Linked DNA regions of Homo sapiens: region 1 is linked to region 2. Evidence: chromatin contacts called from ENCODE Hi-C or POLR2A ChIA-PET data. All regions are on one chromosome and are shown on one strand. Each heading gives the region's core, a stretch centred on a gene start or an enhancer-like site at or near the end of the contact. The rest is flanking DNA. Distances are from core to core; before and after follow the strand shown.

Region 1 (5,521 bases), core at 1,149-3,648, 200 kb after region 2:
GGGCACCACCCAAACCAGTCTGTATCAACTAAAATCTCATGAAAATCCTCCCTGATAAAATAGAAGGCATGGATTTACGTTCTCCCAGTATACAACCAGCTGAGCACTGACTTTACTACCTCCTGGCCACTAAAAGTATATTTAAAATCTTGAGGGTTTTTTTTTTCCCATATTACATTCCTAGAGGACAGAAAATCTTTCTTCCATAGTGTTTAAACCTCAGCATATTGCTGTTAGTATTTCTGCTTTCTAATACTATAACATAACGTGGAAACCTAAACCCTTCTTGTTCCATCTTTATCACATTCCTAATAAATATGTCACTCCTATCCTTTCCCAGAACTAGAAGAGAAGGAATAGTTCTTGTCTTATAAAACATCATAAGTCATAGTGTCAGGGCCAGGAAATTCGAAGTATTTGATCATTATCTAAAAACAAAGTTTAGGAAGCTCTCAGGATTTTTTTAAAAATCCCTAAAACAGGTTCTTAATCTAGAGTCAATGCATGTGAATCCTCTAGAATTATATGAAAATGTTATGTGTACACGCATATATGCATGGGGAGGGGGAAGAGGTCTACAGCTATCATCAAACTCTCAGGGATCGATGACACAAAAAAGAGCTAAGAACCTGTGTCCAGGAGCAACAGAAAAGACCTAAATTTCATTTCAACAAAAACCAGAATGACTAGGAAATCATGAATACAAGGCAGAGCACATCACAGAGGTAAAGACTGAATTAACTTCCACTTAACTCATCCTCCACATTCCCACTCCAGTGCACTGCCACCAATGACAACATGCCCAGCCTGGAACCCCTGCAAAACAACTTTTCTATCTCAGCAGCTAAAGTAGTAGGCTTAACCTAGTAGACAATCAGAACTACGGCTGCTTGACAGAGAATGTGATTGTTTTTCCTGTGGGGGAGAAAAAAATATGTCAATTTCCTTCATTATTCCAGTCTACAAATATAAAATGAACAGAAGTACCAGGAAGGAAAAATTTAGAATGTAAATAATGAAATTCCTTATTAAGTCTGATTAACACAGTCATTTCCCCTAGCTTTTGAAGTGTGCCCTTGTGACTTGTGACATAACTTTATATATATATGCATATATATATGCATATATATATATGCATATATATATGCATATATATATGCATATATATATGCATATATATATATGCATATATATACATATACGTGGTGATCTTTCTTTATGGCATCCTCAAAGCCTTGTGTTTGGAGGATGGTGTTTCCGTCACATTTCCCACATGCTGCTCTTATGGGGACAGAAGTGGTCATGGGATGATTAAGCTAGTCCTAGCCGGACAAGAGCTCCACAATGCCAAAGGTCACAAACGCGAATAAAGTCGCCACTTTCATCTCCCTTATAGGCACTCCCCAGTGTACTCTTAACAGTTGCCAAAATTGGGTTTACTATTCTAGCCCATTCCTTCGGAAAGCCCGGAAGCTCAGAACCCTCAAATTGATGGGTTTTGTTTGTCTGTTGGGTAAAGGGGGAGGAGTTTAAAATGTGGCCAGGAGTAACGGGCCCTATAAAAAGGCCTGACACATTGGGCACCAGACCCCGGCTGCCTGCTCCCACCACACGCGTCCCGTTCTGCGTCCGAAGCTTCTACACTTCATCCTTTTCTTTTTTCCTTCAAGGCTGCCTCTAACATTCACATTAACGAGATTCACGGGTTTATTTCTCTTGAGTGGAGGGGCGCTGAGCGGCATCCCGGCGGAGGGGTCCCTTGAGAACCTTTATCTGCACCGAGTCCGCTCCTCAGCAGTGACCCCTCTGGGCAGTTCCTCCGACGCCCTGCAGAGGGCAGTAGAGGCCCAGAGAGCATCCCGGCTGGGCCCCGCCCGGTCCCCCTGGGACAGCGCGAACCCTAGGTCCCACCACAACCATAGCCCCACCCCAGGAGCCGCCAGGCGTCCCGCTTCCACCCGCCCCAGCTATAACAGCCTTCGCTGTCCGCCTTCCCATTTCTACAGCACTGGCTGCACTGGGGCGCGGCTTCAAGGGGCAACAAAGCCGGCCACCAGCGGCTTCGTCGCACCAAACAGGCGACCAACGAGTACCTTCACTCGAGCCCTACCATCCACGCCGGGCAGCAGCCAGCGGACTGCGCACGCGCGGCCCCGCCCACCCCTCCCCCGGAGGCCTGCCCTGGACCCCGGCAGCGCGCGCTCCCTCCAGGGAGAAAAGGCCAGCGCCAGGGCCAACCCGCAGCGTCTGAGCAGCCCCTCGCTGGCTTGCTCCTGCCCGGACTCGAACGCGATTCCACCTACCGTCAGCGGCCGCGAGAGCGCCCACTCTCTTAGCCGCACGCACGCTTTCCTGCCCGCTCGCGCAAACCGAAAGGCCTAGAGTAAGAGGCCGCTTTCCCCCCACCGCAAGAGGAGGCAGGGTCTTGGGATACAGGGGCGGGGCCTATGCCTGGCGTGGGCGGGGCTTCTGGGCCTGGGACACTGATGAGAGGAGCGCCCCAGTGGCCAGGGTAAGTGGAGGAGAGGCCGGGCAGCCGGCTAGTAGAAGGGTAGTGGCGCGTCTTGGAGTCACGCTGGCCGAGTGGAAAGAATAGCGGGCGAGGCGCAGGAGAGGGGAGCCCAGGTTTGGATTTGTCAAACTTGAGTCACTTCTCTTCCCTCCCCTACCTATCCGGTCTCTTTTTAACAAAATAAGGGATTGAACTTCTGTAGATGATCTCTCAGGTCCTCCACCAGCACTAGAGTTGTTGAAGGAAGGAGTCTCCCAGGCATAAGTCCCATAGTCCGACCTCATCCTTTACCTCTCCTGCTTCATTTCTCCATCATCCCCGTACTTATACTCCCTCACTACTGAGAAATTTGAAACCCCTCACCTATCTTGGACTTTGTACAACCCATGGCTTTGCTCAAGCTGGACCCCGAACCTGAAAACTTCTCTGCATCCATTTTCCAAAACCAAAAATCCTCATTTGTCAAGGCCATCCTCATTGCTTCTTGCATAAAGCCTTTCCCACTGTCCCCAATCAGAATTCATTATCCCTTCCTCTTTGCTCCCACGGCATTATTTTAATCTTTATTACAGACTGCTTTCTGCTTTGCATTTTCGTTAGTAATTACAAAGGTCTTTTTAAACCGTAAATGCCTTGAGACGGCATGGACCCTGTCTTATCCCTGTAGTTCCAGGACCTTGCACATGGGAGATGCTCAGTAAGTATTAAAGTGAATGCTGGGGTTCAAGTGGCATTGATAGTACACAGGCAAAATCTCAATCATTCATGGTCCACTAAATCATGGCCTCTGCTCTGGAACAGTTAGGCCTAATTAAGACAAGGAAAGGCAACCCACCCTATTGGGAAATGGAACCTCTAGACAGTCCCATGTAATACACACACACATATCCTCTGCCTACAAGAAAGAACAGTTTGGGAGCTGACTCTCCAGCAGATGAGAGTTAGGGCTAAATTAACCAGGGCAGAAGTAGGCGTTCTGGTCATTTCTGGGACCTAAACCCTTCTCTGCTAGATTCAGGGCATGGCTCCCCTGAGCCAGGCAGCAAGTCTGCCATCTCTTCTGGCTCAGAGGAGCCTCCTTCCTCATCCCCAGGGTCTTCAGGCAGTGGGCAGAGGCAGTGGAGAGGCTGGGGGATGCAGGGACAGAGGTTTTGGATGGGGAAAGGAAGTCTGTACACTTGAGCAGCCTTCTCCCTGGGCTTCTGAGGCATTCGAGCCTCTTGGGCAGTGAAAGGAGATGGTAGCCCTTGACCTAGGCCTCGCTCAAGCTGTGTGCCTGCAAAAGAGAGGTTTGTCAGGCTATTGCCCATCCCAGGGAGGGATGGCTTCCTGGCCACTCCCCAGTCTGCTAGGGCCTAGCCTCAACTTACCAGGAATCGTGTTCTCTAGTAGGAAGCCTGAGAGTCCAGCCAGGAAGATGGGCTGTGTCAGCAGTGAGTGCAGTAATACATCCAAGGGGCTCCAGCCTATGAAGAGTTGGGGCCAGGCAGGAAGGGAACTCTGATCCTATATCCAAGCCCAGGAGTCTTACCCTCCCAGACCTAAACCTAAGCCTTGGACTAAGGACAGATCTTTCTGAATTGTCATTTCATCCCTCTCACCCTTTGTCTTTCTACTCTCCACTTTCCAAATCCAGGCCTTTCCCACAGGATTCCTGCTCAACACCCTGTGTTCTGATCATCCACACACCCTCCATATATGCTTTGACTATTCCAGGTTCCCTTTCTCTAGAAAGCGTAATATTTAAGTCCCAACCTCATCTCCCATTTTTTACCCTCTATGCTCTATCCTGGGTTTTTCAACCTCAGTCCTACTGACATCTTGGACCAGATAATTCTTTGTTGGGGGTGGTGGTGCAGGGGGGATGTCCTGTACAGTGTAGGATGTTTAGCAGCATCTTTCTATCCACTAAACCCTAGTAACAACTCCCTCTTCCTCCATTTGTAACAGCCAAAAATGTCTCCAGACATTGCCAAATGTCCCCATGGGGGCAAAATCACCCAGTTGAGAACTGGGTGAGACAAATTAAGCAATTTACTGCTCTCAGGACATATCCTAAGACTTCCCACTTCTGTGTCTTTGCATAAATGATGGTTCCTCCATCAGGAATGACCTTCTTCTCACCAAAGATGTTTAAAACTTACCATCCTTCAAGACCAGCTCTGTTACTGGATCACCTCAAACAGAAGCTATCTCTCTTGCCACTGAGCACTGTAGCTCTTTATCTGAACCTTTCCTGTTATTTTCCTACACATCTCATCTCTTGTACTACGCTGTAATAACGGAAGGCATCTTTGTATTCCAAATGGCTAGCATAGTGCTCAATAAATATCTGTTAAACAAATGGATGAAGTATTTACACCAAAGCCCAGAGAAGGCTGTGGGGCCAGGAGTCCGGGCAGCCTGAAGCCTCAACTTGCTTTCCTGCTACTGAGCAACGCCTCTTCCCTTCCACCTACCTGTGCTGAACAGGACTGGGGCTTCCCGAAACCATCTTGGCAGCAGCAAGGCCATGAAGATGGAGAAGCCCACAATGAAGATATTTCGCCCAGAGTCTATGTCAGCCAGGTAGAAGCTGGAGAATCCAGCAGACAAAACCACAGCCTGGGTCACCCCCAGCACCCCACCTGTCTCATACAGAAGAAATCAAGGGGGTCAGGAGGAGTCAAGGGGGCTCACATAGCATGGAGTATTGCAGGGCAAGCAGGTTGTAATGGGAAACAAATAAAACCCAAGAGAATGATTTTTGTTTTTTTTGTTTTTTTGTTTTTTTGGTTTTTTTTTGAGAGCAAGTCTCACTGTAACGCCCAGCCTGGAGTGCAGTGGTGCAATCTCGGCTCACTGCAACCTCCGCTTCCTACTCCCGGATTCAAGCGATTTCTCCTGCCTCAGCCTCCCGAGTAGCTGGGATTACAGGCATGTGCCACCACGCCCAGCTAATTTTTGCACTTTTAGTAGAGACAGGGTTTCATCATGTTGGCCAGGCTGATCTCGAACTCCTGACCTCAA
Region 2 (6,274 bases), core at 1,212-3,711:
TTACTCTTTCTGGATCTCTTTGATTAGCTTGTCTGCTTGTCTTTAAAATTCCATCCATATCCATCTTGCACATCTTAGACCCAGAGCCCAGCCCTTAACCAAGTTGTTATGTAGCCACTGTTGCTGATGGGAAAAGGCTGGAAAGGCTGAAGTCAGAAAGAGTATTAGGTCCCTTCCAATCTATCAAAAAAGCTTCTTGGAGGAGGTGGGAGTTCAAGAGCTTGACATTCTGAGAGAGGGTTCTGGCCCAGTGGAAGGAGCTCAGAGATTCTGGAGAGATAACCAGAGCAGGAGGGTGGGGAGCATGTGAGCCAGAAACAGGGTTGGAGGCAGAGCAAGGTGGAAAGTGAGGAAGGGGAGTAGGACCCTCTGAGGCACCTGCTTTGGGGTCCCTGAAGCAGAGGAGGAAATTCTTGGTTCTGACCAAGAGGACAATAGGAGGTCAGAGCTGGGCCGGGAATAGGGTACCACAGTGGTGACACTCTGTGGGTGCTGCTTAGAAGACGTGGTCCTAAATGACCTTAACAATAGGCCTTATGCCAGTGAGGGACTCCTGGGAGCAGCGCTGGAAGGACTCATGTGCCATTTAGATCCACATGCCCAGTGTTTCCGCCAGTGCAACTCAGTCTCTACAGGGCTTGTCCTTAACTACCGGTGAACTGACTATTCCTTGGTTGGCAGATAAAGAGTGACTCAGAACACCTTGTAGGAGGAAGTGGGGCCAATTACAGGAGCTGAAAAGAGGGAACACTTTCAAGAACTATGAGGAGAATGAGTTTGGGAAGGTCAGCTTGGGCTGCAAGAAAATAAAGATCAGATCCTAGGGAGCAGAGATACCCTGTTGAAAAAGTGCATATTGGGTGCTGAGTTAGGGAGAAGGTACAAGGCTGCATGTGCACAGTGGTAAAGAGGAGGGGAATGGAGACAGGCAGACCACAGGCCTCCAGGAGGGTGTGAGTGACCAGGGGCTGTGGAATGGCTGGGAAATTCTGTACCTCTGGTAGCTGGAACTGCAGCCCAAGTGGATTCTAGAACAGCCTATCTGCAGTGACACACACACACACATATATGCACAAACCAACCCTGACAGCAGTGGATCCTTGGAGCTATGTTTGCGGTCTGTGAGGAGCATGGAGGTGACTCCAAGGGCAATCCTTAGAATTTACTGAAATACATAGGCAGGGGTTTGGCTCCACATGGAACCCATATGCACCTACAAGGTCCACTTACTTAAGAAGCCTGAAGGCTCTTGTGCTGGGGGAGCCACAGAGAGCAGGCTCCAAGAAGGGTGGACATGATCTAACAAGGCAGATAGAATAGGTCCAGAACTAGCTGTGCTCAAGACCTGCAGGTAAGGCCTGGGGAGTCCAAAATCCAGGGCAAAGGGCTGATGGGTACTCAGGAGGTAACAGACAGACCCAGAGAGAAGTGGACAGGACCCAGCCTAACAGCTTGCTCCTGGGAGTGGGGACAGCTGGAACCTTACCTGCAGGAAGCATTTAATGATGAAACCCACCTCAACCTGGACCCAGGGCTGGGCTGGAGGTTGGTCCAACCCTCTTGGGCTTCCGTCCACACAGGAGGCTCCGTTCACTATCCAAGACTGGGTAGACCAAGTGATCCAATTTCTAGCGTTTCCCCAGGGACCAACCTTATCCATCATCCACCCAAGTATGAGATCTGTGTGTGTTAGTGGGGACAACCAACCGAGAGGAGCTGCCCAGGGACCAGAGCCAAGGGTCTGCCCCACAGGCTCAGTTGCAGAGAATCAGGACGGCAAGCAGAAGCCTCAGGGGCATATTTGAGACCTTGCTGCTCCCCCTCTCCCCCTCAAGCTGGAACCCCCAAGAAGGCGGGTTGTGACCTGCAAGAAGGCTCTGCCAGGACTCCCAAACAGGCAGGGCAGAAATGTGCCTGCTGCAGCCCCCCTAGCGACCTGGGGGGTGGGGGGCGAGGTGGGGTCGCGAAGAGGAAACAGACCTGACAGTCACATTGGAGGAGCCAGTGCAACGCGACCCATCTGGGACCTGGGCATCCGGTGAGGGCACTCACTGCTCACACTGGCCCCCCACACAAATTCAAAGGCAGAGGGAAGGAGAGCTGTTCCCATGGTTTATCTGCTACCGCGACCCAGTGCATCAGAACAAGCTGGTCCAGGCCCTAGGATCCGGAGGAGGCAGGAGCAGCCACCACCCCTTCTCAACTCTGACCCTGAGGAGGCCACTCGAACGACGACCACCGCCTTCCCCTTCCTCCGCTCGGGGGAAGGGAAAAGACTCAGGGCGGAGGGTGGGGATTGGGGCGGGACTTGAAATTGAAGTGCGAGAGTCTATTGGTCATTGGAGCTGCCCATCAGGAGTGCAACTCGGGAGCGGATTGGCCGCGTGAGGCGGGGCACGGCGCGACGAAAAAAGGGGCCCAAGGGGTGGGGCTGACGCTGCAGCTGGCGCAGCTCAGGATTAGAGCAGCGGAGCCGCCTAGCAGCCACCTTCCCCCGCCAGTCCGCGCGCCCGGGCCGGGGCTAGGCCCCCCACCGCCGGGTCCCCCGGGGCTGCAGTAGCAGCGGCGCCGCCCGCGGCTCCCGCTGGGGCCTGGGCGCCGGCCCCGCTCTGCAGGATGGGCACAGTGCTGTCTCTTTCGCCTGCCTCCTCGGCCAAGGGCCGGAGGCCCGGCGGGCTGCCCGAGGAGAAGAAGAAGGCGCCGCCCGCGGGGGACGAGGCGCTGGGGGGCTACGGGGCGCCGCCAGTGGGCAAGGGCGGCAAAGGCGAGAGCCGACTCAAGCGGCCGTCCGTGCTCATCTCGGCGCTCACCTGGAAGCGCCTGGTGGCCGCGTCCGCCAAGAAGAAGAAAGGCAGCAAGAAGGTGACACCCAAGCCGGCATCCACGGGCCCCGACCCCCTGGTCCAGCAACGCAACCGCGAGAACCTTCTCCGCAAGGGCCGGGATCCCCCCGACGGCGGCGGCACCGCCAAGCCCCTGGCGGTGCCAGTGCCCACCGTGCCCGCGGCTGCCGCCACCTGCGAGCCACCGTCGGGGGGCAGCGCGGCCGCTCAGCCGCCGGGCTCGGGCGGGGGAAAGCCTCCGCCGCCGCCTCCCCCAGCCCCGCAGGTGGCGCCGCCGGTGCCTGGCGGCTCGCCGCGGCGGGTCATCGTGCAGGCGTCCACCGGCGAGCTGCTGCGCTGTCTGGGCGACTTCGTGTGCCGACGCTGCTATCGCCTCAAGGAGCTGAGCCCGGGCGAGCTGGTGGGCTGGTTCCGCGGTGTGGACCGCTCGCTGCTGCTGCAGGGCTGGCAAGACCAGGCCTTCATTACGCCTGCAAACCTGGTGTTCGTGTACCTGCTGTGCCGCGAGTCGCTGCGTGGGGACGAGCTGGCGTCGGCCGCCGAGCTGCAGGCCGCCTTCCTCACCTGCCTCTACCTCGCCTACTCCTACATGGGCAACGAGATCTCCTACCCACTCAAGCCCTTCCTCGTGGAGCCCGACAAGGAGCGCTTCTGGCAGCGCTGCCTGCGCCTCATCCAGCGGCTCAGCCCGCAGATGCTGCGGCTCAACGCCGACCCCCACTTCTTCACGCAGGTCTTTCAAGACCTCAAGAACGAGGGCGAGGCCGCCGCCAGCGGCGGGGGCCCACCGAGCGGGGGCGCGCCCGCCGCCTCCTCGGCCGCCAGGGACAGCTGCGCGGCCGGAACCAAGCACTGGACTATGAACCTGGACCGCTAGGGATACCCAGGGGCCGCGCCCATCCCCCGCCCCAGCCCCTGACACACACTCGGACCCCCCGGGACCACAAAGCCACCGCCGCTGTTACCGCCGCTCAGCGCCCCGGCTGGGCGGAGGAGGAGACGCCCATGCCCCTCAGGGGAAAGTGGAGACCGGGACACCAGAGGCCGCGGTGTTTGGATTTGCTGGGCGTGGAGTGGGGACGGAAGATGAGCGCGGGAAAGGCACTCCAACCTCACTCTTCCCGTCTGTCTGCGCCCCCATTTCTCCATTTCTGCCGGGGTCTCCCCCTTCCCTTCAGCCCATTCCCCCTCGGTTTTATCCATTTCCTTGCCTCCTTTTTGTGTCTTCATTTTTCCTCCTGTCTGCATTCCTCTCTCTCTCTCTCCCTCTCTCTCCTGTTCCTCTCTTTCTTCCTCCCTCTCCCTGCCTTTCCATTTTCCGTTCCTTGGGTTTGTGTGTCTGCATCTCCATCTTACCCCTTGCCTGACTGTACCCCGTAGACCCCTGTTTCTCCTCCTGCACCTGTGTCCCCATCTGCCCTTCTTGTTGCTCCTGTCATGTGTCACCATCTTCCCTCCTGTCTGCCTTCTTCCTCCACTTGTGTCAGCTTGCATTTTTTTATTCCTGACTGAGTCACCACACCCCTCTCCCCTGATCAAAGGGAATATTAGTTTTTAATTTGGATCGACTGAGGTGCCAGGAGAAACTGCAGTCCCAGGTATCCAGACAGCCACCAGGATGGTCCCTCGCCCCACCCCCACCGCCTCTCCCCACCTTTTCCAACGTGTTGCATGCTGGGAGCTGGGGGGTGTGGGGGAAGGGGCTGCCGGCTTCTTTCAGGAGGCTGAGGTTTGGAGGCAAAATCAACCTGGGAGACCACCCCGGCCGCGGCGCCTCAGTGGACAGGTGGGAGGAAAAGAAAACTTCTTACCTTGGAGGAGGGACATCCCGCTTCCTTATCCTTAGCTTTTTTGTTGCTCCTCCCCACTGCCCCTTTTAATTTATTTGGTTGTTTGCGGAGGGAGGGGGGAGGGGGGTAGGCTGGGCCGGGAACTGTCCGAGGTGCTGAGCTGGGGCGGGACCGGAATCCTCCCGGTAGGGTACCAGGGACTGAGTTGGGCCTGGGGCCGTGTCCAAGGTGCCAATGATGCGGGCCGACAGAGCGGGCCGCACTGTCTGTCTGTCCGTCTGTCCCGGAAAGAACTATAAAGCGCTGGAAGCGCCTGCAGATGGTTTTGCGCCGGTCTTTCTTTGGGCCCCGGGAGGGAGGGAGTGGGAGTGGTAATGGAACTGTCACAGACAGAGCAGAAAGGCAAGAGATGGGGCTCTAGTAGGGGAGATCAAGTACCTGAGAACTTCTCCTCCTCCCCATCCCCACCCCCGCCATCGGCTTCCATTTTACAGAGAGTAAAGAGTAAAGCGAGGCAGCTGAGGGTGAGGCCTGGTGATAAAGCTGAATCCATCCCCCCACTTCCGCCTCCATCTTGTCTGACCTAGCTCCTCATTAATGCCCGGGCCACTTAGAGACCGAATCATGGGGACAGCGGAGTTGTGCCCTTTCTGTGATGAGACCCATTGAGGCAGAACTAGCTAGTCCTTATTGCTATTTTTCCCTTCCTCCCCATCTCTCCCCACCATATATCGGTCAAGAGTACAGTCGGGCCTAAGTCTGTGTTCACCACTCCCAAGTGGGGCCTGTCTGCCATACTTCTCTCCTCATCCCCCAACCACCATGGGGCTGCTTCGACGATGCCCAGGTCGCACGCCCACTCAGGAGTCTTGGGGGGTCCATCCCTGCTTGAGACTCAGACCCTTGCCCTTTATCCCCAAGAAGGGGCAAACAAGGGCAGTTGGGGAGAAGGAAGCCATTCTCTGGGATTGAAACAGGAAGGAAAATGCGCTATTTAGCCTGAGATCCCTGCTCGGTCCCCATTGCCTTCTTAGCCACGTGGCTAAGCGCCCTGTTCACTGTTTCATTGGCCCAAAGAGGCCTGGCTTCAACAGAGTGCCCGCGGCTCCGACCCTAGTCTGGCCGTGGCCGAGAAGATCCGGAAAGAACCCGGGGGGACCTGCCAAGACGAGGCCCGGGTTCGCTGTCCGTGGTGCTGAATGGCGCGCTCGGGCGGGGTCGGGGCTTGTAAGGGCAGGAAGAGTTGCAGACTCGGCCTCAACTAGGTCTTCCGGATAATTTGGGAATAGGGTGTCATCTATTCTGGCGGCGAGTTATAGAAGTCTGGCTCCAGAACCCAAAAATGTCGGTCCCCACTTGCCCTCCCGGGACGACAGGACTCGATTCCCCTGGCCTCAGCCCAGCGCCCTTGTAACCTGCCTGGAGCCGGAAATCCCCAGTCCAGATTTGTGAATTGAGTTCCCGGAGGGAGGGGGAGAGCTGGCGGAAGGGAAGGCGGGAGCAGCCGCCCATTGGCTGGAATTTGGCGCAGTCAGCGCGGTGCCGTCATCTCTCTTGGTTTGGGAGGAGGGAGGGAGGATCACTAGGGTCACTCCGCGGCTGTCGGCTGTCGCCATAGTAACCAGACTGAGCGGGCTGGGC

The links. A loop is a pair of places that touch in the nucleus more often than their neighbours do. ChIA-PET counts read pairs that join two places held with the same protein, here RNA polymerase II (POLR2A). Pooled maps may share reads with other maps.
Region 1: a pooled map shows a loop between it and region 2 (3-fold over the local background). The contact joins the promoter of NHEJ1 here to the promoter of CDK5R2 in region 2. A Hi-C loop is called at or near these places in 2 of 50 pooled maps. POLR2A ChIA-PET finds 5 or more read pairs at or near these places in 2 of 52 experiments (OCI-LY7 and activated T-cell).

What each region holds. Positions count from the first base shown.
Region 1 is chr2:219,158,417-219,163,937 of GRCh38, forward strand. It overlaps NHEJ1 (non-homologous end joining factor 1), which reads right to left and starts at 2,399. Exons shown (of 8, transcript NM_024782.3): 1 at 2,304-2,399. It overlaps SLC23A3 (solute carrier family 23 member 3), which reads right to left. Exons shown (of 12, transcript NM_001144889.2): 10 at 4,972-5,139; 11 at 3,883-3,978; 12 at 3,049-3,788. The coding sequence ends at 3,493. RefSeq lists a silencer at 2,064-2,183.
Region 2 is chr2:218,957,205-218,963,478 of GRCh38, forward strand. CDK5R2 (cyclin dependent kinase 5 regulatory subunit 2) reads left to right here and starts at 2,462. Exons shown (of 1, transcript NM_003936.5): 1 at 2,462-4,951. The coding sequence starts at 2,617. The coding sequence ends at 3,720. RefSeq lists a silencer at 2,445-2,714 and an enhancer at 6,110-6,274.